2 separate regions of the Homo sapiens genome follow, and region 1 is linked to region 2. A link is a loop called in an ENCODE intact Hi-C map of the cell type or tissue named here. Cell type or tissue: PC-9. All regions are shown on one strand. Each heading gives the region's core, and the rest is flanking DNA. Links, peaks and the distances in the headings are about the cores only.

Region 1 (15,961 bases), core at 3,014-11,013, 210 kb before region 2:
GAAATGGGTGTGTCAACTGCCCTCTGAATTGTGAATTCCAACATCATGTAGCTGAGGATCTCTGGAGAAATAAGCCAGTCAGCCAACTGACAAAAGAGGCTTCAGGTTTTTGACACAAGGTGTAATGACACTTGGGCAATATGACCTGTTCCATGGCATTTTACATTATGTCGTGATAATATCACAAAACATAAAGTTCTTCAGGCGATCTGCTACATCATATTCCACCATGAGTTCATAAGGAATTTAAATAGCTGATTATCAACTTGAATTAGTGTAACTGCTGCCAGATAGTTGTAAATAACAACAATAATATATTCAAAGAGTGCCCTTAGTTAAAAATACAGTAGGCAAAGAGACAGAATCAGCATTAAACGTCACACAGAAAATTCTGAGTTAAAGATTTGGGCAGCAGTCTACGTTGCACTTGACTTAGAGGTGATTTTAATAGACTGGGTGGAATCAACAGACTTGCAGCACATATTCATGTTGAATGACTCTAGATGAGTGAAACAAAATACACAAAAGGAGACTAGGTGATAATTCTAAGAACCTATATTCTGGGAATAATATTATTAACAACTGTATTCAAATTTATCCTTACTTGTTCGCCGTTCTTTAATTTTCTCTTACTGAGGAGTTTGGAAATTGAATGTATTCATTCCCCAAAATTATGCCTGTGTGATGAGTTGAACTAATGTTTTTAGAAGTGAGCAGCTCAAATAATGAGAGTTTGGGGGCTACTATATTGCACAACTCCAGCGGGCACTATTTACATTGTATTCTGTACTGTAAATATGACATATGGTTACACTGAATTTTATCTAAAAAATAAAAGAACTTCCTGACATAAACTATTACAGTTTATACCAACAGTCTACTCTATAATTGGGCCCCTCTGCAGGCTTTTAAACATAAATTGACCTCATACTCATCTTTAGAATGGCTTATTAAGGCAGGACTCACTAAAAGTCATAATGCCTTTATAGGGGGAGTAGAGAGAAATGGAAGTTGTTGATTAAAAGAAAAACAAAAGGTAGACTACTTGACTTAAACATCTCTTATAAGCTATCTTATTTAAATATTTAATCTTCCTTTCTCCAGAGCAGGGAAGTATTTTTTTTTTATTTTATTGCTTACATAAAATTTTCTACTACACTTGCAATTAAATGTAATGTTCTCCTACTTTCTTTGTTTTTTTCTTTCCTTCCTTACTGTTAAGAGTCATAACCACTTTAGTCCTGCAATGAGATTAACATCCCTGGAAATATGAAAAATAAGATACCTTAAGAAATACTTGACATGAAGGGTGTAAGATGTGATCGACTTTCACCAGCCTCTGCACAAAGACTCCTTGGCAAAAGAAAGTCAAAGAGAGAAAAAAAAAAAAAAAAAAGGCATGAACTAGAACTATAGGTTTTTAACCTTTCCGATTTTTATCATAGGTGAAAGCAGATCTATGAAACTACTCTATTCTCTACAAACCTGAAGAGAGCCAGGCAAGTTGGGCTCCACATGTCTTGTTATCATTCCAGTAGTACTATCTTGGGAAGAGATTATTTCAGTTCTGGAAATGCTAATAGGTTGGCAACATTCCCCCAAGTCTTTCTAGCTTGAAGGAAGGAATGAGGGCAGAGTGCAGCAAGTTACTTGGAGTACTTGCATTTCTGAAGTCCTCCAAATGGCTTACCTACTATTTCCCCAGCACTTTGCTGGGTCTGTGAAACAACTTCTATGCCGGGGAATTTGAAACTTCCTAAATGGTTGAGGTGGTGCTGGGGACACGTTGTTACCTGTGTGTGTGCTTAAAACTCACTTACATGCTCACCACAAATCAAACATTTGTTTTCCAACCAGTAAAGAGGAAGTAAATTCAGATTCAAGTTTCTTTAGGAACGAGACCATGCTGAGAGGCAAATGAATGGCCACTGTGGGGAATTTATTTCTCCTGCTGAAAAAGCAAAGGCTAATAATAATTGAGGTTGATTTGCAAAATGCACAGCTTTACAATAATCATATGATACCTAGTAATTTTGAAATTGAGGTAAAAAAAGGAAGCACTTCAGAAGTCGGAATTATGAAAATCAAGAAGTTGCTTAAAATATTTGAGGGTGTGCTTAGATAATCAAATGCCATATGCTTTATTTGCTTCTGATGAGAGATCATGTTTTCCCTTGGAACAAATTACACACACAGGTGTTTGACACAGGGTTTATAAACTACCAAGAGGAGCCAGAATGTTTGGGGTTGGGGTAGGAGGTATTAATTTGGGGAAGGTGATACTTGGTGGGGACGGTGGGGACGGGGTGGAAAGAACAGGCAGTAGGAAAAAACAAGTGTTTTAGCCATATTTGCAAACTAGGTAGAGTTGTTAGAATTAGAATTTACCACCTAAGTGTAAACCCACCCTGATTTACGCAGTCAGATTCAGACTTTACTTCTCAACTACTTTGCTTATGAGTCACTCCTGTAAGAGAAATGAGAAATAATAGAATTAACATACAAATTTGCTTGTGTTTTATATATGTATATATATGTATGTATATGTATGTATATTTATTTATGCCTGCTATATGGAAACTATATACATAAGCTAGGTTAATAATTGTTTTTTTCCTACTCACAGATTCAAAAGGAAATAATTATCACTCATGGTACAGACGAGCAAACTGAGACTAATTTTAGTTCTTCTCATACTGACAGATGCTTGATAGAGAAGATACTTGTTGCCTGAAATATAAGACGTCACTATCATAATTTCTATAAGGAAATATAAAATATTGTTTTTGAGCTGGAGTCTATAATGAAACATTGCCATTGAAAATTGACCCAGGTCTGTAAAGTAAGATAGACAGTTTGACATTTCATAGATATTGTTTTCGGATATAAAAAATAACAAATAAAAAAAGAAGTGTTAACTAGACAGAATTAGGCCCACTACACAGATTTTATGATATTACATTAACTGTTCTGACTAGTATGTAGACTGTGATAGTTTGTTCTATATGACAGCCAAACATCCTGATGGAAACAGTAAATTCAGTAATATTCAATAATATACCTTATAGAAGTAGGTTTTAAAAAGTTATCAGAATGATTCATTTCAGGAGAGACTCTCTCAACTGGTCCATATGAATTAGGATGTGTTTAAACTCTCTTAAGTCTGTCTTCGAATCAGGAACGTTTCAGAAACAAAAATTAATGAAGATGGAAAGGTAACCTTTTATTTATTTTATTATTTTTTAAAATTATACTTTAAGTTTTGGGATACAAGTGCAGAATGTGCAGGTTTGTTACATAGGTATACATGTGCCATGGTGGTTTGCTGCACCCATCAACCTGTCATATACATTGGTATTTCTCCTAATGCTATCCCTCCCCTAGCCCCCCATCCCCTAATAGGTCCTGATATGTGATGTTCCCCCCACCGTGCCCATATGTTCTCATTGTTCGGCTCCCACTTCTGAGTGAGAACATGTGGTATTTGGCTTTCTGTTCCTGTGTTAGAATGATGGTTTCCAGCTTCATCCATGTCCCTGCAAAGGACATGAACTCATCCTTTTTTGTGGTTGCATAGTATTCCATGGTGTATATGTGACACATTTTCTTTATGCAGTGTATAATTGATGGGCTTTTGGGTTCATTCCAAGTCTTTAATCTTTTGAAAGCTCTGAAAGCATATTTTATAAAAACACATTCAAAGCAATTGAATATTATAGCAAAGGAATTAACTACAACAGACAGAAATTAACCATTTTAATTCTCACAGTTATTTTAATTCTGACAATTTTTTTTAAATTCCAAAACATTATCTCAAAATATAGAATGCTTGAATATTTATTATTTCTCTTTGAATACATATTACTTAAGGTAATTTCCATTATGTGTGATTTTCTGAAATTAATTACAAAAACTCATGTTTTGTGTTTTATTAAATTTTAAAATAATTTTAAAACAATAATAATTGAGCACTAGAACATTTTTAATAGTTTCTAGCTGAAGTCAACTAACGACCCAAATAGGATGTTAAAATTGTAAAACAATCAACCACTTTTGTTAAATGATAACTTGCACCAAAACCAAGTTAAATGTGAAAATATTTCTTTCTTCTCAGTGTACTCAATAATAAACTCATGGGTAGGTTTTGAAAGGCAGCACTCACAATTAGTCTGACTTATCTGGAAATGCTGTTTTTTGGTAAACAGGATTTGACTTACATTATATCCATTTTTGATAGAATATTATAATTATACAAGTCAAATGTGTTGAAAATCATTTAGGAAAGGTAATATGCTTTTTTGCAACCAGGTTATTAGTGATGTTTGAATCTTGAACAAACCTAGAATTGTAAGGTTTCTTTTCTCATTGTTGTTCTGACTGTAACTACTTAAAAATATGTGTGGAGGTGGCAAAGAGGTTGAACTGTAGTGATGTATAACCGGTAAATTTCCAAACTGGATGACTCAGCCGCATATAGCCAGCCCAATCTGTACTGATTTTACCAACGTAAGGCCTGCTGATAAATGGTAATAACAATGAAAAGAGATATTTTAAAACAATAATTTTAGCTTCCCTGTGAAATTTCTTATCTTTGCTTTCTTCCAATGTTTATTTACTCCAGTGCAAATGGATAGAGTTTCCGTATCCTTCCTCAGACTTGCAACTTCATTTATAAGATTTTAAGGTGTAGTTTAACTGATAAGGGGGAAACATTGCTTAATCTGGACAATTTGGAAATGTTAGTTGTAACAAAGTACGAAGAATTTAAAAGTTGTAGAACTAACATTTTTTGTCCTTATAACAAGATCTTTTACTTAAAGATAATTGACTTAAGGTCATAATGGATTACTACCTTGCTCATCTTATATTTCTACTAAGATGGGGAGGGAGGGTGGGATTGGAAAAGATTTTCCCTTTTCAAACTAGTGCTTTTCAGATAAACAATAATAGGCAAAAATTCTTCATTACTATTGAGTTTCTACTTTTAATTTAATTATTTTTAATGGAAATGTTAAGTATGTACCTTTAAGATACTCCATAACTTCAAAAAATTCCAATGTGGGTTATATATAGTGTTTTATTTTTAGTACTGAATGGAATTATCCCCTTTCTTTTTGTTCTTGTTTTATTTATCTTTTAAGAAAATAATCAAGCAATCCTCAAAGGTAAGGAGTTTTACTGCCTAGCTCAATTTCATAAGATAATTGTGTGCTACTTAAAACTAAGTTCCAAATCTAAGGTGAACAATTATAGATGTACTTCAAAGGGACAAAATAGATTTTTTACCAAAAGGAATTCTGAAAACATGACATGGGAAATGCACTTAGTGTTTTATTTAACAGTTATGTACTAATAAAAAATCAATATAGATATATAATTAGGAGTTATACATCCAGGAGTTTCACTCATCCTGGTGAGCTCTTTCCTCTAACATCTTTAGTGAGGTTTGTGAAATATTAGTTGTACATATCCTTCCAGTCTGGAATTACCTACTTGAGTTATCTTTTCCTTTACTGGTTAAAATAGCTTGAAATTTTGGAAAACTTAATGTCTTTCTTTTCTCCCTCTGCCTTTACTGGCAATTATTTTCTGGCAACTGATTAACTATACAAGTATAGTTCTCATGTAAGATTACATACTGGAAAAGTTGTCATAAGTAGGATATTAGCTATGTTACTTTTAAAGGGTAAAACCTGTTCTATTTGAGGTTGATTTTCATAATTTTTAGTCATTATCTAGATAATATTCTCATTAGAAAGTAGCTGATAATTAAGGTAATTAGAACTGAAGGCATTAATCTTTTCGCAAAGAACACCATTTCCAAACGGTGTGGGTTTAAGTTAGAAGAACAGGAACCAGACCAATATGGGGCCAAGTTTGGCTGACTCAATATAACAACACTGAGATGTGATGGTGTTGGCATAATGACATCATGACTCCTTTGGGACCAATGTTTTGGAGTGCAGGTGGCAGCGCTAGACTGATCTCATCGGAAAATAGCTAACCCATACAAACCAACTTTTTCAGGGTCTAGAACTGCTTTTTCCTGTCCATCCTCACCACTAGAGGAAAGGACGTGTGTAAGTGGCATTTCAATATTAACTTTGAGATGTTATAGGTTATTGAGAACCAAATATCCTACTTGACCATTAAAGCACCTATTCAGCTATTAATTAAAACTTTAAATATCAATGGGCCAAGGTATTGAGGAAGTCTAACAATCAATTTGTATCTATCACCATTACTTTTCTGGCATTTATTCATTCCTCCTGTGGACTACATAGTATCAAAATTTAATCATATAAACTACTAAAAGGTGAAAAGAATTGTGTAAATTGAATTACTCAGAATAATTTCCCATCCTTGTGACTTCACCTTATTTAGTAAATATATTACAAGTATAAAGATATAGCTGTATCTATATTTGATTTTAAGGTTTCAAAATATTTAATTTTTAAATTTGTACAAATTTTCTGATACTTTTTAAATGTACATGCAAAAACAAAACCACCAAAGTAAAAAATTGTCATTAAGATCCTGTCTGGGCTATTAGTTCAGAGCTGTTTGGATGATGCCAGACCCAAATATGTATCATTAAATAAGTAAACCTAATTCAAACCTGATTCAAGGCATGCCCAACAAATAATGTTTTATCACCTCTAGAGATCTTATTTCTTGATATCTTTGATTTGCATGTAATGTAAATATCTATGGATGTTTAATGCAGCAAGACAGAAAGCCTCGAAATCTAGAAGGAAGAATAAATTATATAACTGATTAATACTCGTTGATTATTTAGTAAGTATTCTTAAGTTTTCAAGGAAATGTTGCTATTATTCACACACAGCAAAAACACAGATGGACGGTCTTTTGCAGCAACATTTATGTTCATATGAACTTTACTTTATAAAGCAAAGAGCTAAATATTTTATGAAAAGGGCAATAATCTGTTTATGGAAAGATGCAGGAGCATCTCTTTAGGAAAGTAGTTTGTTCTGAGTTCATAAGTTGACAATCTATTTGTAGCTATCATTTGAAATTCATACCATTTCCTTCTCACAGCCATTCACTACCACTCACCATGCAAGGTTCTATAAGTTCTCCCATTTGGATGCCCTTAAGAGAGCCTTGCAATGACAGATGGTTTGGTTAATTACAAAATTAAACTCTGTGCTATTGAGACATGATTTCAGTGAATAATATTTTCCAGACAGAGTTTAATAAGCAGCTTGCGGTTGAGTAGCCTTTAGCCCAAAAAAGGGAACCAGGTCTCTGTGACTACCTTCTACATTCAGAGAGCATGAGCTTAGAGGATGTTAACTTGACCACCCCAGGAACTCAGTTCCAGTAACCTTATCAGGGTCTACCAGAGTGACCCCACCCTAAGCATTGTGAAAGAAGGACTGTTGAAATAGCACCTGGCATTTCACGCTGAACTCCTGTAACACTTGCTGATTCACTGACCACAGTGAAGGGAAAGTACACTGGATATTCAGCCGGCCTTTATGGGTGAGCCCTGCTGGTAAACATGAACTCATCTGAGAAGTCACAGGTTTTAAAATTCACATGCAGCAACTTTGAATTTTTTTTTGAAATATGGTAAAACAAATCAATTTTTAAAATATGAAATTTAAATAGATTAAAACTAGAAATCTAAATATTTGTAAAAGGAATAACTTTTACAATCACAGATCCTTTCGTTGTCGTTGATGATGTATTTCCTCCTGGAAAGTAAGTAAAATAATTGACATCTGATATGACCAGACATCTGATTTTTGGTGAACAGATTTTCTCAAGGTGATTTGGGAAGACTATGCTTGACTATGTTTGACTAACTTGAATAGGTTTAAGGGAGGAAGTTTCTAGATCTGGCCACTAGTTCTGATATTTATTAGTTTTAGAAACAATATCTGATTTAAGTAGAACCAAACAAGACTAACTTGGATTTGTAATAAGTCAGAAAACTGATAATGCATGCAATGATCTCCAAGATTTTATTTTTACTTCTTATATATATACTTGGAAAATACTACTAAATTCAACAGATTTTTTTCCTCTAATAAATTGATCACTGCTTTTACTAAGTCAAAGGTATAAAAAATATCTGAAGCAACCAGATGATAAGTTAATTACCATCCAGAAAATATTTAAACAACTATGCTCCCATGAAAATTCTCCTGCTCAGTTTTCTTAGTTATATCTTCAATACTTTTTTTGAGATGTTAGTTACATGATGCTGTGATCTGTCTTTTCCATTTTTCTATCACTACAGAAAATTTACGATGATGTATAGCATATATTTAATAAAAAGTTTTAAAATAAAAAATGACTAGACAATTTAGAATACGAGTACCAAAATTTAAATCAATTCAGCAAATGTCTGCTTCTTATATAAAATATTGTTTAGCTGATAGAACTGGCAGATTACGTAGGTACTCTCTGAATGAAAGACGGCAACTCTATATTTTAACAATGATAGCACACACTGTGGTCTAATGACCTAGGGGCAGAGTTGTAACAAAATGAATGGTAAAATTTATTAGAAAAGCATAACAAAAGTAAAGAAGCCACAATTTTTCAATTATAATATTTCTATAAGTTACTAGAATATTTCTATAAGTGGGAAATAGGATGAGTAAAACAAATAAACATTTATTGTGCCCTTTTCACATGCATTACACATTATTGCTTTTCATCTTAATGAAACTGATAAGGACTTGGGAAACTTAGGATCAGAGAAATTGTTTAATTGTTGAGGGCAGACAGAAAGATACTAAGTCACAAATTTAGTAAAGACTTTCTTTATAACCCAGTATGTGCTTAATTTTTAAAATCAACCCTATTGAAGTATAATATGCCTTCAACAAAATGTACCTATTTTAAACTATTGAAAACGTGTGCACGTAGAACCACACCACAATCCATATAGAATCTTTCCAACATCCCCCAAAGTTTCTTTGTGTCCTAAACTAGACAACCCCTTTCTCCCAACTGACCCAGAAAACCACTAATTTGCTTTCTGTCACCATATGATTCTTGTTTCATTTAGACTTGAGCATATACGACATATAATTTTTAGTGTCTGGCTAATTTCACTCAGCATAGAGGTTTTAAGTTTCATCCATGTTATGATCTGTACTGTTGTCTTTCTTTTCCCCGAGTTCCAAGGAATTCCATTGTATTCCACTGTATGTTTACGACAAATTATCATTTCTTCATTAATGGTTAGTGATTTTACTATTAAATAAATATTTATTAAGTAAATATTTGCTTATCCTAATGTTGTTAAAATATTTTTTCACATTTCTACCAAAGTTTTATAATTTTAGCTTTTACGTTATTATTTGATCTATTTTGGTTTGTATGTGTGTGTGTGTGTGTGTGTGTGTGTATGTGTGTGTGTGTGGTTGGGTCGGGGTCTGTTGAGAGATACTTTATTCCATGTGGATAAATAGCCAGGTTCCAGCATCATGTTTTTTAGAAGACCATGTTCCCTCCATTGAGCTACCTTGGCATCATTGTCAGAAATCAATAGACCCTACAGATACTCTGTAACTGATTAATATCTATTGCCAATATTATGCTATCTTGATTACCTTAGCTTTTCAGTTAAGTTTATACACCAGAATGTACAAGTTCTCCAAATTCATTCTTCTTTTTGAAATTGTTTGGGCTGTTCTATGTTCTTTGCCTTTAGAACAGACAAAGACACAAAATTTCTGTGGGGACTTTTATTGAGATTGCATTGAATCAGTAGACTAACTTGGAGACAGCTGGCATCTTAACAACAGTTATTCTTTCAGTGCATTGATTGGAGAGAGTTGATACCTTAACAGTCTTTATTCTTCCAGTGCATGATTATTTATGTATTTAAATAACTTCAGGAGTAAAGTTTTTGACACATTTTGTTATATTTATTTCTATTTTTATATTTTTGATATTATTTTAATTTTTAAAATATATTTAAAAAAATTATTTATTGCTACGCTGCAGAAATACAACTGATTTTTTTCACATTGACCTTGTAGCTTGTGAACTCTGTAAGTAATTAATTTTAGTGGCATTTTTGTAGATTTCTAAGATTTTACATGCACAAGATTATGTCTTTTTATAATAAATAGAGCTTTACTTTTCTAACTCCAGTGTATATGCCTTTTATTTATTTTGCTTGTCTTAATGCTGAGGCTAAGACTGCTAGTACAACAGTCAAAAGCAGTAAGAGAAGGCATTCTTAGTTTTTACAGTATTAGAGAATAATATATATTCTTTATACTCACTTTGTGTAACATAAATCCAGTCAAATTTATTGAAATTTGTTTTTTGGCCTATCACATACACTATTTTGGTGAATGTTCCATGTGCACCTAAAAAGAATATTCATTCTGCTGTTGATGGTAAAATTAATGGTGCTTCATAAGTGTCAATTAAGTCAAATTGATTTTTAATATTATTCATGTCTTCTTTATACTAATTTTTTTGGTCTACTTAAACTGCTAATTACTGAGACATGAGTATTGAAATTTCTAAGTATGACAGCTTTTGTTTCCTCTTTCATTTACATCATTTGCACCATTTATTTTGAAGGTCTATTAATAGGTGGGTACAGACATTTATTATTATGACATATCTTTTTATTTCTGGTACTCGTCCTTGTCCTGAACCCTATCCTACATGATATTAATATAGTCACTTCAGCTTTTATAAAAGTAGTTTTAACAGTACATATCTTTTCATAGTTTCTTATTTAACATGTCTGTGTTTGCATAATTGAAATGTGTGTATAATAAAAAACATGTCATTTGTTCTTTCTTAATACATTTTTCTAATTTGTGTGTTTAATTGCAATGCTGAGACCATTTACATTTTGTTACTTTCTAATTTGAAACATGAAAATATATATTAGAAAATATGTTTCTAATTGACCTACCTATACTTCATTTCTCTTTTTTCTCCCTTATTTTGGATTACTTGAGTATTTTTTATTACTCTGTTTCATCTCCATTCTTGGCTTATTAGCTTGATTTCCTTGTATCTGTTCTCTTTTAATTGATCTAGAGTAACAATTCACATCTTAAACTTATCCCAATCCACCTAAGAACAATATGATAACACTTGAAGTAGAACAAAAGAATTCTTTAAGCATATATGACCATCTCTGCTGCTTTGTTATTTTCCTGTTTTTGTATATTTTACTTTTACATATTTATACACCCCATAATATAGTGGTGTTGTTTTTGCTTTAAAGAATTGATTATCTTTAATGCATCTTCAATTTTTAAAATATTTTTAATTTTTAAAATTTTTCCTGTGGGTCAGAAAAGAATGTATTTTAGGCAATGTTTGGCATATGACCAATAAGTCAAAATAATAGTTATGTTAAAAATTTTACTGCCTTTTATAACTTGCTGGATGTAACAGGGTGATGTTTATGAGAGCAAAATGTTCACATTTTCTAATATGTTTGCAAAATTGTCAATTTTTTGCAGTCATTTCAATTTTCAAGTTGTGTTTTGGCTGTATATGTATTTGGAATTGTCTTAATTTTCTGGTGAATTTAATCTGATACTAACATAGCTATTAATGTAACCTTTGCAGGTAGAAAATTAAGGCTCATAATGCTACTACAAAGACACATGCACATGTATGTTTATTGCTGCACTGTTCACAATAGCGAAGACTTGGAACCAACCCAAATGTCCATCAATGACTGGATTAAGAAAATGTGGCACATAAACACCATGGAAGATTATGCAGCCATAAAAAAAGTTGAGTTCATATCCTTTGGAGCGACATGGATGAAGCTGGAAACCATCATTCTGAGCAAACTATCACAAGGACAGAAAACCAAACACCGCATGTTCTCACTCATAGGTGGGAACTGAACAATGAGAACACAGGGACACAGGAAGGGGAACATCACACACTGGGGCCTGTCGTGGGGTGGGGGAATGGGGGAGGGATAGCATTAGGAGGAATACCTAATGTAAATGACGAGTTAATGGGTGCAGCAAACCAACATGGCACATGTATACATATGTAACAAACCTGCATGTTGTGCACATGTACCCTAGAACTTAAAGTATAATAAAAAAAAAAAAGAAAATTAAGGCTATTTGTAATAGGTCAAAAATAATTAAGAAAGTACCAATCTTTAGGAAAGGTAAATATTGATGTCACAGTTTGCCCATAGGAACATATCACAATCTCTGGTGACTTGGAGTGTGAGGATATTGGTTCACAAGGTTAAATAAGAATGGAAAAAAGAGGGAGAAATTTCAAAACACATCTAACCAGATTTCCAGACATGTTAAGGAGAAATTGGAGGGAGGAAGAATTTAAAACAATGCCGGGTAAGAATTATCCTGACAATGAAATCTAGCCATTCTTGGGTTTAGGAAGTCATTAAATACTGAGTTGAAAAGAAATGAAGGCTCTATACAAGTACAAATCACTGAGCTGCAGAACAGTAATGAAGGAAAAAAAAATCTTAAAAGCAGCCAGAGGAAAAAAATACAGATAATTTAAAAATTAATGGCAAGCAGAACAAAGAGCTGACTTTTTAACAGCAATAGTGAAAGGAAGCAGTTGACTTTATCTTCAAGGTATGGTGAAGAAACAACAGACCATCAGAATGCTATGCCCAGTGTTAAGAATTAAATTGTCTCCCAAAAAGTACTTATAGGTGGGCATGGCTTGACAGTGTGGACAATCAATTAGGAAAGGGTAGGTTTATGTAAAATAGGTGAGGGGTGGAGGTCAATCAGAGGAAAACGCGCCAAATGGGAAGACAAGTTCTCAATTGTTGCTTGGCTTTCAGGCTTTAAACTGTCTTTGGCTTGGAGGGGTTTCCCCGGGAGCCCACCCCTCTCTACCTAGGCATTTAGCTGCCTTCTGCCACTCTCAGTACCACAAACTGAGTTGCCTAAAACAACAAAATTTATTTCTTTCACAATTTTGATATCTAAAAGTTTGAAATCAAGGTGTCAGCAGGACCACGCTCCTTCTAAAACCTGCAGTAGAGAATCCTTTCCTGCTTCTTTTGAGTTTCTGGTGTTTTATTGGCGATTCTTTGCATACCTTGCCGTGTAGCTACCACACTTCAACCTCTACCTCCATTGTCACATGATATTATCTCTTGTGTCTCTTTGTCTCTTTTCCTCTTTTTACAAAGGCACCAGTCATATTGGATTAATGGCTCATCCTACTTCACTATGACTTTATCTTAACTTAAATAGTTACATCTGTAAGGACCCAATTTCCAAATAAAGTCACAATCTGAGATACTGTGTGTTAGGACTTCAACATATGCCCGGCATTTGGTTTTTTAAACATAATCTTTTATTATTACTGAAATCATAAATATTTATTGTATAAATTAATGACATTTACACTGGCAAAAAGAAAATAAGATAAAATGTCACATTGTCACTATCCATAAATTATTGTTGTTAATATTTTAGATTATATTTCTGTACCATTTATATGCAAACTACACAGATACAAAACAAACATGTGCCATTATTTTTACTGACTTTTAAAAATAAATGTATTAGTTAACCTTTTAATAAACTATTTTGTAATAGTTGATTTACAAAAAAAGCTGAAATGATATCTTTTTATAATCTTGATTTTTCAATAATTGATCTCCATTATTTCATTTCAGAAACTTACCAATACATAGATGATATTAACGTTTTCTGAAATCTCTATACAAACAGAATATATGTCATACCTCTGATTGTTGTTCTCTTAAATCACATTTAATCTAATAAAACCCAGTTTTTCATGAGGTTTGGCTAATTTTCTCACAGAATGTTCCAACTTCTGGATTTCTCTGCTTGCTTGTTTTGCTTTCTTTTGGTAGGTTATGATTGATTCACTTTTTATTGACATTTCATAGTAAGTCATAAATAAAATGTTTTTTCTGGAGTACCTAGTTTTTATTTATTTTAAATTTTTTGGGGTATATAGTATGTGTATATATTTATGAGATATATGAGATTCTTTTTATAGGCATGAGATGCGTAACAAACACATCATGGAAAATTGGGTATCCATCCACTCAATCATTTGTCCTTTGTGTTACAAACAATTCAATTATACTCTATTAATTATTTTAAAGTGCACAATGAAATTGTTATTGACTATAGTCCCCCCGTTGTGCTATCACATACTATGTCTTATTCATTCTTTCTAACTATTTTTTTTCCCCCTTAACCATCCCCATCTTGCCGCTCCCGTCTACCCCCGACTACATTTCCCAGACTTTGGTAACCATCCTTCTTTTCTCTTTCTCCATAAGTTCAATTGTTTTTATTTTTAGATCTCACAAATAAGTAAGAATATGTAATGTTTGTCTTTCTGTGCCTGACTTATTTTACTTAATGTAATAACCTGCAGTTCCATCCATGTCGTTGCAAATGATAGTATCTCCTTTTTATTTCAGAATAGTACAACATTGTATGTAAGTACCACTTTTTAAAATCCATTTATCTGTTAATGGTCACGTAGTTTGCTTCCAAATATTGACTATTGTGAACAGTGCTGCAGCAAACATGGGAGTGCAGATGCTTCTTCTTTACACTTATTTCCTTTCTTTTGGGTATACACTCAGCAGCGGGATTGCTGGATCATACGCTAGTTCTGTTTTTAGTTTTTGAGGAACCTCCAAACTGTTCTCTATAATGGTTGTACTAATTTACATTCCCAACAACAGCATATGAGGGTTATCTTTTCTCCACATCCTCACCAGCCTGTGTTATTGCCTGACTTTTGAATAAAAGTCATTTTAATTGGAAGGAGATAATATCTTATTGTAGTATTGGTTTGCATTTCTCTGATGATCAATGATGCTGACCACTTTTTCATACTATTGTTTGCCATATGTATGCCTTCTCTTGAGAAGTGTCTCTTTAAATCTTTTCCCCTTTTTTAATTAGGATTATTAGATTTTTTTCTTATAGAGTTGTTTGAGCTCCACATAAATTCTGATTATTATTTCCTTGTCAGATGAGTAGTTGGCAAATATTTTCTCCCATTCTGTGGGTTGTCTCTTCACTTCACTGATTGTTTCCTTTGCTGGGCAGAAACTTTATAGCTTGATGTGATCCCATTTATCCATTTATGCTTTGGTTGCCTGTAGAAGATGAGAGATAGGGATCAAGTTTTATTCTTCTGCATATGGATATCCAGTTTTCCCAGTACCATTTATTGAAGAGACTGTCTTTTCCCCAGTGTATGCTCTTGACACTTTGGTCAAAAATGAGTTCACCATAGGTATGTGGATTTGTTTCTGGGTTCTCTATTCTGTACTGTTTTTATGCCAGTATCATGTTATTTTGGTTATCATACTTCTGTAGTAAAATGTGAAGTCAGGTAAAGTGATTCCTCCAGTTTGCTCTTTTTGCTCAGGATAGCATTGGCTATTCGGGGTCTTTTGTGAGTCCATATAAATTTTGGAATTTTTTATTTCCATGAAGAATATCATTGGTACTTTGATAGGGATTGCACTGAATCTGTAGATTGCTTTGGGTAGTATGGACATTTTAGCAATATTGATTCTTCAAATCCATGAACATGCTGCATTGAACCCTTTATCATTATATAATGACCTTCTTTATCTCTTCTTATACTTTTGTCTTGTAATCTATTTTGTCTAACAGAAGTATAACAACTCTTGCTCTTGTGTGGTTTCCATTGGCATGGAAAAGCTCTTCCGTTCCATTATTTTCAGTCTACGTGTATCTTTATAAGTGAAGTGTGTTTCTTTTGGATAACAGATCATTGGTTCTTGCTTGGTAGAGAGCAATTTACTATTTTATTTAATTTATTTATTTTTTAGAAACTAATTTGTGATGAGTGACTGTCACATATAACACAGGTTTTGATACAAAATATGGTGTTGAATTAGATAAACTTTACAATTTAGTATTCTTATTATGTTTCTATATTCTAAGGTTAC
Region 2 (15,961 bases), core at 5,134-13,133:
TTCATATTTGTGAAAAGATATTCAGTTCTTTCAGTGTGATACTGACCGTATTAGTTTGCTACAGCTGACATAACAAAATACTACAGACGGGCTTAAACTATACAAATTTTATTTTCTCACAGTTCTGGAGTCCGGAAGTCCAAGATCAAGGTGTCAGTGGGTTTGGTTGCACTGAGGCCACATTCCTTGGCTTCCAGATGACTGCCCATTTGCTGCCTCTTCACGTGGTCGTCCCTCTGAACACCCACCCTTGGTATCTCTCTGTGTATCCAAAATTCCCTTCAGAGGAACATCCGTCAGGTCGAATTAGAACCCTCCCTACAACCTCATTTACCTTAATCATCTGTTTAAAGGCCCATCTTCAAATGCAGTCACATTCTGAAGTACTGGGATTTAAGGCTTCAACATTTGAATTTCGGGGGGGACACAATTCCAGCTATAGGACCGCCAAACAAGTAATTGGTTTATATAGAACACGATGACAAACTGAAATGCTTCTAGAAGTCAGAAAGAAACACTCATGAGTAAAGAAGGCGAGGTGCACGAAACCGCAAAGCACAAGCCCTAGCTGAAGGTTGTAGTTGCCACAGGAGGCAGGAAACTTTTCTCAAAGAACTGTGGGCCTTCTGACTACGATCAAGAGAAAACAAAAATTTGGGAGGTTCTGTTACATCTCTCGGTTTATAAATTTCGATAGATAAATATGTGTAGTATTTATATGTTCAGAATACACACACACACAGACACACACACACACATACCCACACACTCACTTCAGCCCAAATAGCCCAGGGTGCAAGCTCTGATATGGAGAGTGAGTAGAGAGTTCTGGGCTTACGCATTTCTAAAAAGTGGCAAGACATTCAGCAACTGGTAATGAGACAACATTTTCTTTCCATAAACAACCCAGAAATTTAAATTATTTTCAGGTAGAAACTATGCCAATGTCAACAATTTCTAAGGACATTTAGAGAAGACGGGTTGAAGAAAGAAGTTGCATGCTGGAGACCAATTAACAGGTAAAACAAACAAAAATTAAAGAAGTATTTAGTAGAACTAACATGACTATGAAATATATATCTGTACTTTCTTCTTTTCTCTGTAAAGATGTCCTTAATATGGTAATGCATGTTAAAGGGTGGGGAGACGGCAATCACATTCAATATAAGATAAGAGGATTCCATCTTTTCTGCATATAAAGCTTTAGACCTGCATTTTATTTCAAGTTTGGTGAACAGCAATCAGTTCCCATTTGTGATTAGTCTCTGTCTTCTCACTAAAGAGGGGGTTGAGACAGTTTTAAAGGTTATTTTACACCAGACAAAAGGAGTACATGAAAAATAGAAAGCTTTTCAAATGATCTAAAGTGCACTTGAATCTGCCGCTTTGATATCATTAGCAAATTGTGATTGATTAAGTATCACAGTTAAATCTCTTATAAACTTTTTTGTAGAAAAGGGGTATAGAAAGTGGATATTCCCAGTATGTGGCATTATTTTCTAAATGTGGAAGTGATTTTTTTTAAGATTGAATAATCCTATCTTTTACTCTTGAAATTATAAAGTTAGACAGAATCCTGAGAGCAGTTGTTTTTCAATCAGTGTTTAAGCAGGTGATTGTCTTGGCATTTCCAACTGGGGATTCATAATAACAGGCTTAGAATGATGCTTAAGTTTCACTCCATAGACAATGCAGCGTATGATTCAAACATGGTTTCTTTTATTGTTTTTATAAATTATACTTTTAATTAAAAGTCTTTATTTGTCATAAGTTTGATTCATCTCAATTAAACAGGTTGAGCAAACTGCTTTCTTTCTAGGGGCAGGAGGACACTGTTTTTCTTTTTTTCTCTTTCTTTTTTCTTTTTTTTTCCTTCCTTTCTTCCTTCTTTCCTTCCTTCCTCCCTTCCTTCCTTCCTTCCAGATAGGGCCCCTCACTCTGTTGCCCAGGCTACAGTGTCATGGCTTGATCATAGCTCACTGCAGCCTCTAACTCCTGGCCTCAAGTGATCCTTCCTCCTCGGCCTCATGCGTTGCTGGGACTATAGGTGTGTGTCACCACGCCTGGCTAATTTTTTATTTTTTGTAGAGAGGGGGTCTCATTATATTGTTGTCTAGGCTGGTCTCAATCTCCTGGCCTCAAGTGATCATCCTGCCTTGGCCTTCCAAAGTGCTGGAATTACAGGCATGAGCCACCATGCCCAGCCGTTTTTTCTTTAATATTGAAAAAAATATATACCCCAAAGGTCACTAGAGGTCACCAAAATTCTCTTAAATACAGTGATAACAATATACCTATAAAACCAAGATAGCTTGTTGTACAAGATACCCTTTAATATATCCCTTTATTTTGACAACTTTCTCAAAGAGGAGAGAATTAAAAGAGACAAAGCAAAGGTCAGCATGTTACAGATTGCCACAGAAATATGAATGTACAGATCCTTTTATAAAGTCTGTGAAAGAGGAGGAAGTAGGTTATACTACTTAAAAATGATATATACTACAAAAGGAAGATTCAGACATTGAAACTCAGTTGTAGCTCTGCCAATTGCTAGTTGTTCACATTGGTATCTCATTCCACTTCTCAGTGACTAAGTTTTCTTCCTTGCCCTATCTTCTTAGCGCCATTTTATTAAATAAAAGGCTCAGAATAGGAATTTTCACTATCTTACTTGCTGTTACCCATTCAAAGTTATCTTTAGGGCCATTCAAATATTCTAGTTGTTTCTTTATGCAGGCATTTAGTAGAATCTCACTTGTCCTTGCCTTTTGAGATTGGGCATGAGTACACAATTTGTTCTAGCCCATGAAATTCAGGTGGCAGTGGCATTGGTTATTTCTAGGGAAAGCTTTGAGAACCAGTGCATGACGACCATCCCTGCCATCGTGATCATGAAAGATCTGTCAAGATAGAGCTTTTGTAGTATGGGTACCTGAGTACGTAGGATGAATTTGCATTCTCTACTGATAATGGAAATGTAACAGAAATCAATGAATATACTTTTAATATATAGGTCACTGAGATTTGGGGACTATTTGTAAATGCAATATAACATAACCTATCCTAATTTATATAACATGTTTTATCCCCAAAATAATTTGCTTCAAAAAATAATACAACCATGTTTCTAGCTTATGATATCATAACTAGAACTTTTAGGGGATATTCAAAGAGTCAAAATTTAATTAAAATTATTAACAAAAAAGAATATTTAACCTTAATACAGTAATTGGTATATGAAACTAGATAATCATTCCCTGGCTAATTTTTTACATCTATGTTGCTAAATTTCTGGGTTTATGAGTTTCTTTTACCTCCTTTGTCCTGATTACAGATGAGGCAATTCCTTCCACTTGAGTTCAATATGATTGTGATGCACCTTCCCAATAGTTATTCAAAAATCTCTATAACTCTAACTCTCCACAGGCCATTCTTTATTCTTGGAAACCTCCATTAATCCCTTCTTTATGAAATTCTACTCAGCTTGCTTTCAAAAACATTCACACCAACTCTGTGCAGTTCAATAAGGGAAGAGGATCTTGTTTTGCTTTTCTCATCATCACTACTTTTTCCGTCTTTCCCCCACCCACCCCTTCCTTAGATGCCTTCCTTTGTTACTTCGGAGCATAACTTGGATTGCCTAGCAAGGTTGTTTCCCATCCAAGAATTCACTGATATACCCTCTCCCACCTTTCCAATGATTTCTCTGACACTATTACTTCACTCTGTTGACTTCTCAGTTTTTTTTTTTTCTTCACATTTACAACTCCATCCTGCTGAAAGCCCACTATAACTATCTGTGGAGTAAAGAGTTACAGAATTTCAAAGAGGGTGATATGCTTTGGCTGTGTCCCCACCCAAATCTCACCTTAAATTGTAATAAACCCCAAATATCAAGGGCAGGGCCAGGTGGAGATAATTGAGTCGTGGGGGCAGTTTCCCCCACACTGTTCTCATGGTAGTGAGCAAGTCTCACAAGATCTGACGGTTTTGTAAGTGGGAGTTCCACTGCATAAGTTATCTCTTGCTTGCCACCGTGTAAGACAGGACTTTCTTCTCCTTTGCCTTCCACCATGATTGTGAGGCCTCCCCAGCCGTGTGGAACTGTGGGTCACTTAAAACTCTTTCCTTTATAAATTACCCAGTTTTGGGTATGTCTTTATTAACAGCATGAAAACAGACTAATGCAGACTAAATTGGTACCAAGGTAGTGGGGTGCTGCAGTAAAGATACCCAAAAATGTGGCAATATCTTTGGAACTGGGAAACAGGCAGAGGTTGAAACAGTTTAGAGGGCTCAGAAGAAGACAGGAAAATGTTGGAAAGTTTGGAACTTCCTAGAGACTTGTAGGGCTCAGAAGACAGGAATATGTGGGAAAGTTTGAAACTTCCTAGACTTGTTGAAAGGCTTTGACCAAAATGCTGATAGTAATATGAATAATAAAGTCCAGGCCGAGGTGGTCTCAGATGGAGATGAGGAATTTTTAGGAAACTGGAGCACAGTTTACTCTTGCTATATGAAGAGACTGGTGGCATGTTGCCCCTGCCCTAGAGATCTGTGGAACTTTGACCTTGAGAGAGATTATTTAGTGTATCTGGCAGAAGACATTTCTAAGCAGCAAAAGCATTCAAGAGGAAGCAGAGCAGAAAACTTTGGAAAATTTGCAGCCTGATAATGCAGTAATACCCGTTTTCTGACAAGAAATTCAAGCCTGCTCCAGAAATTTGTCTAAATAACAAGGAGCTAAATGTTAATCACCAAGGCAATGGGAAAATGTCTCCAGGCCATGTCAGACACCTTTGTGGCAGACCCTCCCATCACAGGACCAGATGCCTAGGAGGAAAAAATGGTTTCGTGGGCTGGACCCAGGGCCCCTCTGCTGTGTGCAGCCAAGGGACTTGGTGCCGTAAGTCCCAGCCACTCTAGCCATGGCTAAAATGGTCCAAGATACAGCTCAGCTGTGGTTTCAGAGGGTGCAAGCCCCAAATCTTGGCAGCTTCCATGTGGTGTTGGGCTTGTGGGTGCACAGAAGTCAATAATCAAGGTTGGGAAACCTCCACCTAGATTTCAGAGGATGTATGGAAATGTCTGGATGTCCAGGCAGAAGTTTGCTGCAGGGGCAGGGCCCTCATGGAGAACCTCTGTTAGGGCAGTGCAGAAGGGAAATGTGGGGTTGAAACCCCCACACCAAGTCCCCCTGGGGCACTACCTAGTGGAACTGAGAGAAGAAGGCCACTGTCCTCCAGACCCCAAAATGGTAGATCCAATGACAGCTTGCACTGTGCACCTAGAAAAGCCACAGACACTCAATGCCAGCCCATGAAAGCAGCTAGGAGAAGGGCTGTACCCTGCAAAGCCACAGGGGTGGAGCTGCCCAAGACCATGGAAACCCACCTCTTGCATCAGTGCCACCTGGAAGTGAGATATGGAGTCAAAGGAGATCATTTTGGAAGTTTAAGATTTGACTGCCCCACCGGATTTTTGACTTGCATGGAGACTGTAGCTCCTTTGTTTTGGCCAATTTCTTCCTTTTTGAATGAGTGTATTTACGCAATGTCTGTACCTGCATTGTATTTAGGAAGTAACTAACTTGTTTTTGATTTTATTATATCAATTTTGATGAGACATGAGAGTGGTCTTAATTAGGTAATGACAGGATAGAGAAAAAAAGTAGATGATGTAACAGATTAGGAGGTAAGATGAAAATGATTTGTGGTGGTTTGAAGAGAGATAATGAAACTGCCTTTCAAAAATTATAGTAGTAAAAGAAATTTGACATAACTGACTCCATCTTGCACCTACCAGGCTAAATTGCTTTTGCTCATTATTGTGTGGAGGCCATCATAGTCCTTTTCTTGAGCTGATTTCCTCCTTGTTGAAAGATAAAAACTATATTTGTAAAAAGTAGTAAAAGGCCACAAGTTTAGAATCATGGTAGGGGCCTGAACTTTGCTAAGGAATAGGTATGGTTAAATGATAGCCATCCATTGCCTGCTTAGCTTGTTTAGTGTCCCAGAGTCATGTAACTGAGGTTACAAGATGTATAACTCCCCCAACTGCTCCTATAGATAACATCACTATTATGAGACCTAAAGGATTAATCTTTGAGATATTTTTCAGATGTAGCATTTTGATAGACTGAGAGATGCCACTTGAACCTGTGTTCCATACTAAGGACTGACTCAACTGGTCCTGCACCCTCAGCTGGGTACGGACTCACCAGCAGCTTTGTCATCCTTGTGATTTCATTCCCAGCCAACCCATTGTTTCAGTTCCCCAGCCCCCTCCCCACCAAAGTACACTTTAAAACCCTAGCCTCTGAATTCTCAGAGAGGCAGATTAGAGAAATATCTCCTGTCTCCTTGCTTGGCTGGCCCTATGACCATTAAACTCTTTTTTTTCTGGTTCACCTCCTGCTGTTCTCAATGTATTGACTTTTCTGAGCAGCAAGTGAGAAGAACCTGTAGGGCTGCGGTGGTAAAGGATGAGGGAAGAGATAAGAATGATACAGAGGTTAGAAGATAGAACGTCTGGGGATACAGACATTCACTGGAATACGTATAAGAGGAACCAGAAGCAGGCAGCCCAAATTGTGTACAAAGAGATCAGTTTTAGATAAAATGGGTTTAGCAGGACTATGGAGTCAGCCTTTAAGTGGAAATGCCCTATACTCAATTGTATAAACTGAATTGAAATCTCTCAAAAGACTGGTCAATTTTACCTTCTCCATTTTGCTTTCTAAGTATCTTCTTCAACAAAACTGAAATTCTTCTTACTATTTTATTTATGCCCAAGCACATCATGATATTGTTTCAATAACATTAATTAACTACCTTAAATTGTATTTGTTTTAAATGTTGTAACACTTTCCATGTCAACTTCAAATACTACCACTGATATGATTTCTATTGAAGCTGGTATTTTAATTTACATTTTACAGATGAGAAAATTGATGCCAAATTGTTAAGTGATGCACTACATTTTATAGTCAGTATACAGAAGATTCTTGAGACATTTCTAATTGCCTGATTTCTAATCACCTGTATTTTTCTCAGTTGTGTATTTTTGATAAAGGGTATGGATAACATAATACTTCAAAAATATTACTGGCTCTTTTCTCTACACATTTTCTTGTCATTAGCAAGTAGTTGTGATATAGGTTTTGAGTAAAAGTAGGTCCATTTTGACTACCAATATTTTAATTGGCCATTGTATAAATACCACTAAAATACATAAATCTTAAATGTCTAGCTTAATAAATCTTACACAGTGAAGTACTCAGAAGCCTCCATCATGTTCATTCTCAGAAACTAAATACCCAAACTTAAACTAATATTCTGAATTTTGTTATAGAAACTGTTGTATATTTTGCTTTTTTCAAACAAATGGAATTATACGAACTTTACTTTTTATGGTCTGACTTCTTTTGCTCAACATTTTGTCTAACATGTTGTATGCGACAGTAATTATTTTTGAAAAAAATAGCTCTATGGTATTTCTGTATGTAAATATACTACAGGTTGTTTGCTTATGTTTCTGTTGATGGGCATTTTGGTTGTTTCCTGTTTTTGTCTGAGATGAACAAAACTGCTATGAATTCTGCTGCATGTATTTCGGTGCATGTATGTGCATATGTTAACTGGCATGGAATTGCTGGGTTTACAGAATTGTGTGCATGGTCACTTTTAACAGGTAGTACCAAATATTTTTACAAAATGACTGAACTAACTTATACTACCAGGTATAGTATATAAAAATTCCAGTTGCAACACACTTCTGCCATCATTTGATATTTCCAACTTTTCTTTTTTTTTCATTTTGGTCATTCTGGTGGGTGTGTAGTAATCTCATTTTGATTTTAATTTTAATTTCCTTGATGAATAATGAAGTTGGGGAACTTTTCATATGCTTATTGACCATTCTGACAATCTCTTTTGTAAAGTGTTGTTCAAGTCTTTTGACAATTTTTCAATTGGGTCGTCTGTCTTTTTAATCTCAATTTGTAAGAGTCCTTTATACATTCTAGATAAGAGTCCATTGTTAAATATATGCATTGCAAATTTCTTCTCCCACTCTGTGGATTGCCTTTTCACTCTTAATATTGTCTTATGATGAACAGAAGTTTTAAATTTTAATTTAGTAGAAATTACAAATCTTTGTCTTAATACTTTTTTTGTTCTGCTTGAGAAATTTTTACCTGTCTCAAGTTCATGAAAACCTTTTACTGTTATCTGTGGTGTATTAACTTTCAAATTTAGATTATGAGTCATCTAGAATTGGTCTTTGACTATGCTGTGAAGTACTGGTCAAAGTTCCTTTTCTTTATATTTGAATATAAAATTGATTCAACATTATTTAAGATTCTTTTTCATTAAATTGCAGTACCACCTTTATCATATAATAGCTGACTGTATATTTGTGACTTCTCTTTTGTTTTGTTAATTTTCTAACCTATTCGTTTCAGTTTCTCTAGATTTATTAAGTCTTCATGTATACTTAATATACATTCTCCAATTTTATTCATTTCCTCATAGTTGTCTATGCTATTCTTCATCTATTGAACAGATGAATCAGTTCAGAAATAAAACTTTTGAAATTGTGACAAAAAGTAACAATTAGAGGACAACAATTGCTTTTATTGTATTGGCAGCTAATTCACATTAGCTTATTCTGACCATGTTTTGAAAGATTTAAGGAAATTACCGAAACTAACACAAACAGAACGTTACTGCTATCTTGACACTTGTCAAAATATCCAGTTTCTGATTCCTCTTTTTCCTTTATGTAAATAATGTATGGGCTGTTTCCTATTTATGGTATAAAACTGCTTGTGACTGAAATACTGTTTTCAATTAAAGTTTTGCATACTCAGCAGCATCAGATCTATTCTTATCTCACCAACCTCTTATTCCCCATATTCTTTTATTTCTACCATTCCCACAGCAAACTGTTATAATATGGTTTTTATCAACTTCTGAAAAAAAATAGTCTTTTATATGCTAAAATACATTTTGTGGTACATCTCATCTGGATAAAATGATGTAGACTTACATCACCCTCCTCCTCTCCACTAAGTACAATGACAAACTGGAAATAATGCAGTAGGAGATCAAATGGGGAATGGTGAAAGGTGGAAAGAAGGAAAACTGGTTAGAGACTCTGGGATTGCAGGAAAAAAAAAAGGGACAGGGTGTCTTGTGACCTACACCCAACAGAAGACGATGACTCAGTCCTGCATTTCCTGACTATCAACCTAACCACAGAAGGTGGCCTAGGTGGGTGCATTCCTTCTCTGGACTGACCTCAACAACCTCAGGAAAGTAGGTCAGCACAGCAAGGCCAATTACTCAGGAACCAGGCTGACAGCAAGAGTGTTCCCTTTTCCTTCTCCTACTAGGCCTGAGATTTCCCTTCTCCACTCAGAAACATATATGGGTACATACAATAGGCTGTCCTTCTCATTAGTTTTATAAGCCGTATTTTAAGATTGATTAAAATATAACACTATCTGATATGCAAGACGATATTTAAAAGTAGGAAAGGAAAAAGGACATAAATGAAGTTAAGGTTTCTGCAATTCACTGAAAGTGGTAAAATGTTGATATCATTAGACTGTGATAAGCCACATATGTATATTATAATAACTAGAGCAACCACTGTGAAAACTAAACAAAGAGATATGCTCAAAATAAATCAAGATGTAAACCTAAAAAATAAAAAATCCAAGTAATCTATAGGAAGTCAAGAACAACAAAACAGAGACCCAAGAAATAGAGACAACAAACAGAAAATGGATAATAAAAAGGCAGATTTAAGGTCTAATGTATCAATAAGTACAACAAATGTAAATAATCTAAACACACCAATTAAAAGGTAGAGATCAATATAGTTGATAAGAAAATATGACCCAATTATATGGCATTTAAAAGAAAAGTATTTCAAATTTAACAATATACGTAGGTTAAAAATAAAAGGATCGAGAAAGACATACCTGTGTAAATGCTACCAAAACAAAAAGCAGGAGTGGTTGTATTATTATCAGATAAAGCAGACCTCAGAGCAAAGACAATTACTAGAGATAAAAAGGGGAATTATGAAATAATAAAAGATCAATCTGCCAGGAAAACATAATAATGATTTGAAATGTATATGCACCAAAGAAGATACTCTGGATATAGATGAAACAAAATCTGATAAAACTTAAAGGAGAAATAAAGAAACCATCAATTATAATTAACAATTTAAAACTCCCCCCACCCCCCCAGCAAATGAAAGAATGACTACACAGAAAATCAGCAAGGATATAGATCTAAACAATGCAATTAGCCAACAGGATCTCATTGGCATATATACAATAAGCCAACCCATAGCAGTAGAATATACTTTCTTTTTTTAAGCACCCCTGTCCTGGGCCATAAAGCAAGCCTTAACACATTTAAAAGAATTAACTCATACAGAGTATGCTCTCTGAACATAATGGATTCAAACAAGAAATCAAAGATACAGAGACAACAGGAACATCTTTAGATACTTGGCATAATATCCAAAAACTAGAAACAAAACAAAACCCCGATGTCCTTCAGTAGATGAATGATTAAACAAATGGTGATACATTGATACCATGGAATATACTTTGCAATAAAAAGAAATAAACTATGGATATCACACAAGTAGAGACAAATCTCCAGTGAATTCTGTCGAGTGAAAAGAAGCCAATATCAAGTTTATATACTGTATGATTCCATTAATATAACATTTTTGAAATGACAAAATTGTAGAAAGTGGGGACAGGTTAGTGACTATCAGGGTGTGGATGGGGGGAGAGTGGAAGAGGAGGTGGGTGTTACTATAAAAGAGCCACATGAGAGATAAGAGAAGTGAGGGAACTGTTCAGTATCCTTCCCATGGTAGTGGGTATATAAGCTTACGTATATAACCAAATTTTATGAAACTAAACACACACACATATACACAGACACACACATGAGTACAAGTGAAACTGGGAAAAATTGAGTATGATCAGTGCATTGTATCAGTGTAAACATCCTGCTTGGTGATTTTGTATTATGGTTATGCAAGCTATTACTACTAGGGAAAACTGGGTAAATGGTACTCTGGAATTTTTATTTCTCACAACTGCATGCAAATCTACAATTATCTCAATATAAAAAGCTTACTTAAGTAATACACAATGTACTTTAATGTATTATTTATCCCTTGATATAAACACCGTTAATAATATTAGCCGCTTTTGAACATAGTTCAATTTATACATAAAATATTTTAAGGTATAATTTTTCACTGAATTAAACACAAAGGCTTTAAAAGAATTCACTAATGAGGAAGTCGAAAAACAACAAATGCTTATGGTCCTTTCGTTTTTCCATATTCAATGATTTTCTCCTGATACCCCTTCTTCCACAATACGTGTTCCTTTTTTAACATTACGAAAATAAACTTACTTCTCTGAAAAAGCTGTTACTTGCTTTACTGTAATGTAACTTTTAAATGTAATTTCTGTAAGAAATGTTGTCTTCTTTCTTATTCAAGCCCCACGGACAAGATGGCAAATAATAAGAAGAACCTATTGTAATGAGAGTAATAATAATAGCCTCTAATTATGTTTTAAGGTACTGGTTTGAAATTTATATTTAATTTTAAGGTATTGGTTTGAAATTTATACTTTATTTCAACATTAAAATATCATTTGATTATAGCTTGGTAATTAGGCAACTCACCATAAATTTTATAACTTTGGTATATATAAATTTAACAGATACACACACACACATGCACACACACACACATTTAGTTAGGTACATTAAAAGTTAGCTTTCTCTCCATTCTCAAATTTATAAGCAGGAGGCAGAATGGGTCTTTCAGTTTTTGAGAACCAGCAAAAGAGTGTTGTTGTAGCAATATTGAAATTTTGTTTTAAAATTCTTTGCTAGTAGAATGAAGGTGTAAGAATTGGCAGCTTCAATTCTTGCAGTATGTTATCACCGTACTGTCAGAAGAGCTCATTTATGCCAATTCTGATGAAACTGGCTGTGTTATAAATCAAGCATGAGCCAGGGGTTTCTTATGTCAACAATGCATTTCAACTCTTACCTTATTACCACATTTTTTGGACTCTACAGGATAATATCTTTTAAGCTTTTTATTGCTTGCGTGTGAAATCTCAAATAATGTTGCCAAATGCAGCAAAAGTTCAGGGCTGTTTCTTGACATTGGTTTACTGAATGCTGATCTGTGAAAGTTTGAATGCCTAAATCCTTATCTATCAATGAGATCGATTAAACCTCACCCATTGCCTTGATGAAACCTTTCTTCATTGTGTAGATTGTGCTAAAAGATTCACTAAAGTATGTGATGTCGCACAAAAATTGCTTTTTCTCAAATATCCTCTGTAAATTCTGAGTACATGTGAACTATTCGGCATGGAATGTGTAATCATTATGCAGTAGAAAAGAAACATTATATCTGAATTTTGCAAGTTATGTTGCCTTTGAAGAAAGCCATCTAAACAGAAGCTAAATTTAGAGTTAATTTATTGGAAAAATGATAAAGTATATTGACAACACAAGTTTCCACAAGATCCTAGTCTAAATAGAAAACCACACTGAAAATTTCTGGGGGTAGTAGAAAGGTGAATCATTTTATAAGAATGAGACAGTGTATGACAAGAGAAACATACATCAAAACATGCTTTATTTACCTTCCATTAGAATGTCTTCCTATGAGAAGGTTAAATACTTCAGGAGAGGGATAGGATTTTTCTCATGTTAACTAATCCAGACAAAAGTGAATAGAGATTTGCTTTCTTCAGCATTTATTGATATTAATTGCTTTATTGAACTAGCTGTGGGAACAGGGATTTCCCAATGCCAGCATAAAGGATCATTATTTATAAGCTAACTGATCCCACAAATTCTACACTTAGCTCAACATTTCCGTTGGAAATACTGAAAGAATCTTTTTAAAAATGTTATATTTCAGCCTTCATACTGTATGCTAAATTACATAAGCTAAATGATAAAACATTTTCCAGGAAAGGGGAATTTTAAAGTCTCACATACTAGGCTTCAAATCAAGCTCTGAAATGCAGCTTATTATTACATTTTTCTTCCATTTATTTTTAATTCTTCCCCTTTGGCTCTGTCTTACAGGTGTCCCTAGTTACAACCATCAGTAAAAACAAAACACATGTGTAGGCTATAAATCTGTATTTGTGCTAATTCATAGGAGAAAAATATCTTCAGTTCCTCCTTCCAATTTCCTTTCCTTTTACCACTTAGAAGCTCTCTATAGTGCTCTGCGCTTACGATTGCAGAAACCAAACTCTGTCTCACGTGATGGGTTAACAGGAAAGTTTTTGCATGTCATGTCTCGTTGGAACTAAAGAAGTCAAGGTGAAAATCCCCAGGTTAATTTAGATTTTGAAAGGACTTAGAAAGGGAATCAATCTTTAGTAAAAGGGGGAACTGCCAATTGAGCTTTTTTGTAGGAACTAGTCAAGACCCAAACAAGCTAATATCAGGTATTAGCAGTAACTTTTCACATTGGGAAGTCATTGCCTTGAATGTCCAGTAGTTAATAAGTTTCCCAGGCACTCAAAGGGAGACTCTTATAATTTTGTTCAGATATTCATATTATAAAGGTGCCAGAGGCAATGCTAAAGCCAAGATAGAATTGGTTATTTGCTTGTAAAGTCTAATTTGAGTGTTTTAGATCAATCTAATTTCAGTGTTTAGATCAGCTGTTTTATTGTTTATTTATTTATTTTGAGATGGAGTCTCACTCTGTAGCCAGGCTGGAGTGCAGTGGCACGATCACAGCTCACTGCAACCTCCACCTCCCGGGTTCAAGTGTTTCTCCTGCCTCAGCCTCCTGAGTGGCTGGGATTACAGGCATGCGCCACCACATCCAGATAATTTTTTTTTTTGTATTTTTTAGTAGAGATGGGGTTTCACCATGTTGGCCAGGATGGTCTCGATCTCCTGACCTTGTGATCCACCCACCTCGGCCTCCCAAAGTGCTGGGGCATGAGCCACCGCGCTTGGCCTAGATCAGCTGTTAGTATGATATACAAATTGTCAGTTCAGAGTGTTTTCTTCTTCTTCCTTTCCTTTTATTTTTATAAAATAATAATTGAGCTTCTAACACTGTTCCATAGTCTTGAAATAACACCAAGAGCTAGATAAAGCATCAGGGATGTTGTATACTGTATCTTGACAAATTCTGCTTATTTTTGTATTTTATTTTTCAAATCATTTTTCCTGTGATAGATGAAGACATTCTTTTGCAGGGGAAAAGTATTTTTTACAAATGTAAGAACAGTCATTTTTGTATAAGTATTTTACAAATAGCAGAATCATATCTGAATAGTCATCCAAAAATTGGAGACATGAATTTAAATAGTGCTCACAGGGTGTCTTAGATTTGATTATGAAGTTATTCCATGAGTAGGTCATGCCAAGACTATCACAGAATCAATGGACCGGACTTACTAAGTCATCATCCCTTACTAACAGTATAGAGTTCTCAAAAGCTTTATTAGGTGCAATTGTAAGTGGCTCAGATAAGAGGCTTCAATCATTTCTTTTTAGAGATGATTCCACAGCTTCAGAAATTTCATTGGCAAGAAATGATTCCTGATGCCCAGTCGGATGTGTCATTTTTCTCTTAGAACACTTGTAATCAATCCTGCCCTGCACCTCCCACTAACCACCCAGTATTTGCTCTTTTGTTCTTTTCTTTTTTTTTAGTTTCCACACTCTTTTCAGTCAGTAAATTTTGCCCACATGATCAAATACATAAGAAAAAGAATAGAAATTGAACAGGTTTGTATGAAGAAGGATTAGAATGAGTTGAAGTAAACCGTGGAAAGAGAATATTTAGTTTGGCTTAAATCACTGCTATAATCACTTAAACATGAACAATAAACTATTTGGAAAATCTCAGGAACTGTTTTATTTCACAGACATATCATTAGGCCACCATAATGTTCCAGGAACCTGCCCCTTTCAACCCAGGCCCATCCCCAAAGAGACTATTTCTATATTAGCATTCACAATAGATATTTCCAAGATTATTTTATGCTCTAACAAAGACAGAATGACATGGCAAGGGTATTGTCCTGAGCCTCTTCTCTTTCTGGGATCAAGGCTTTGAGAAACTGTTGCAAGTCAATAGGGAGTCTCTGTCACAGTCCATAGGGAAAGCTCCTTATGAGCAAGAAGCCCCACAATGAGACTTTCTTTCAGCCCATAAACAATAGGGTTATGAGTTTCATAAGGTAAGCATCAGGCTGGAAAATTGTTATAATGTGAGTTCTGATTCCAAATCTATAATTTCCTGGCTTGTTGAGTGACAATGGGCATATAACTTCACTGACGTGCCTTTTCTAAAGTTTAGTTTTGAAATCTGTATTAGTTACACATTTGATCATAGTAAAACAGATCATTCTAAAGAATAAAATTCTAAAAAAAAACCTAGTTTAAAACCAAAAGGCTAAGTAGAGCCTCTGAAAACAAAAAAACACACACTATAATTATGAGTTGAAATAAGCCACTCATAACACCTTTAAACAAAAAGAGCTGGTAGAATCTTGAGCTATAAAATATTAAAATGTATTGCTCAATGTAAATATTTTAAAGTGTGGACTTCTGTAAAATCAATAAACAGATCAAGATATCAGATTTGTGTCAGAAAAAAATCAGTGTACAAAAATAGACAATATGATTCAATGGTTTCCAGAATGAATATACTGAAACATTAAATATTTCTAGATCTCAAATATCTGTCTTTATCCAATGCTAAAATTATTTCCCAATTGGTTAAAATGTTAAACTGAAACATCAAATAAAAGCATTTCAGTTAAATATGAAATATATGACTGTATAGTCTTTCTAAATTTATAAACAATGAAAGAATTCACAAAGGAAAAAACCAATAGATT

The links. A loop is a pair of places that touch in the nucleus more often than their neighbours do. Peaks named below come from ENCODE experiments on the same cell type or tissue, not always from the same donor. Only the 100,000 strongest peaks of a DNase experiment are listed, where the experiment ranks them.
Region 1: it touches region 2 in a loop (8-fold over the local background); 2 of 110 quality-filtered maps call a loop at or near these places.

What each region holds. Positions count from the first base shown.
Region 1 is chr2:145,685,932-145,701,892 of GRCh38, forward strand. No RefSeq gene overlaps it. Among named protein-coding and RNA genes, the nearest start is that of LINC01966, 810 kb to the left of the region's middle. RefSeq lists an enhancer at 1,602-2,103. In PC-9, for the core only: no CTCF peak of the experiment used is centred there; a DNase peak (open chromatin) is centred at 7,410; H3K27ac peaks cover 2,693 bases.
Region 2 is chr2:145,897,297-145,913,257 of GRCh38, forward strand. No RefSeq gene overlaps it. Among named protein-coding and RNA genes, the nearest start is that of LINC01911, 930 kb to the right of the region's middle. In PC-9, for the core only: no CTCF peak of the experiment used is centred there; DNase peaks (open chromatin) are centred at 9,255 and 12,095; H3K4me3 peaks cover 670 bases; H3K27ac peaks cover 2,392 bases.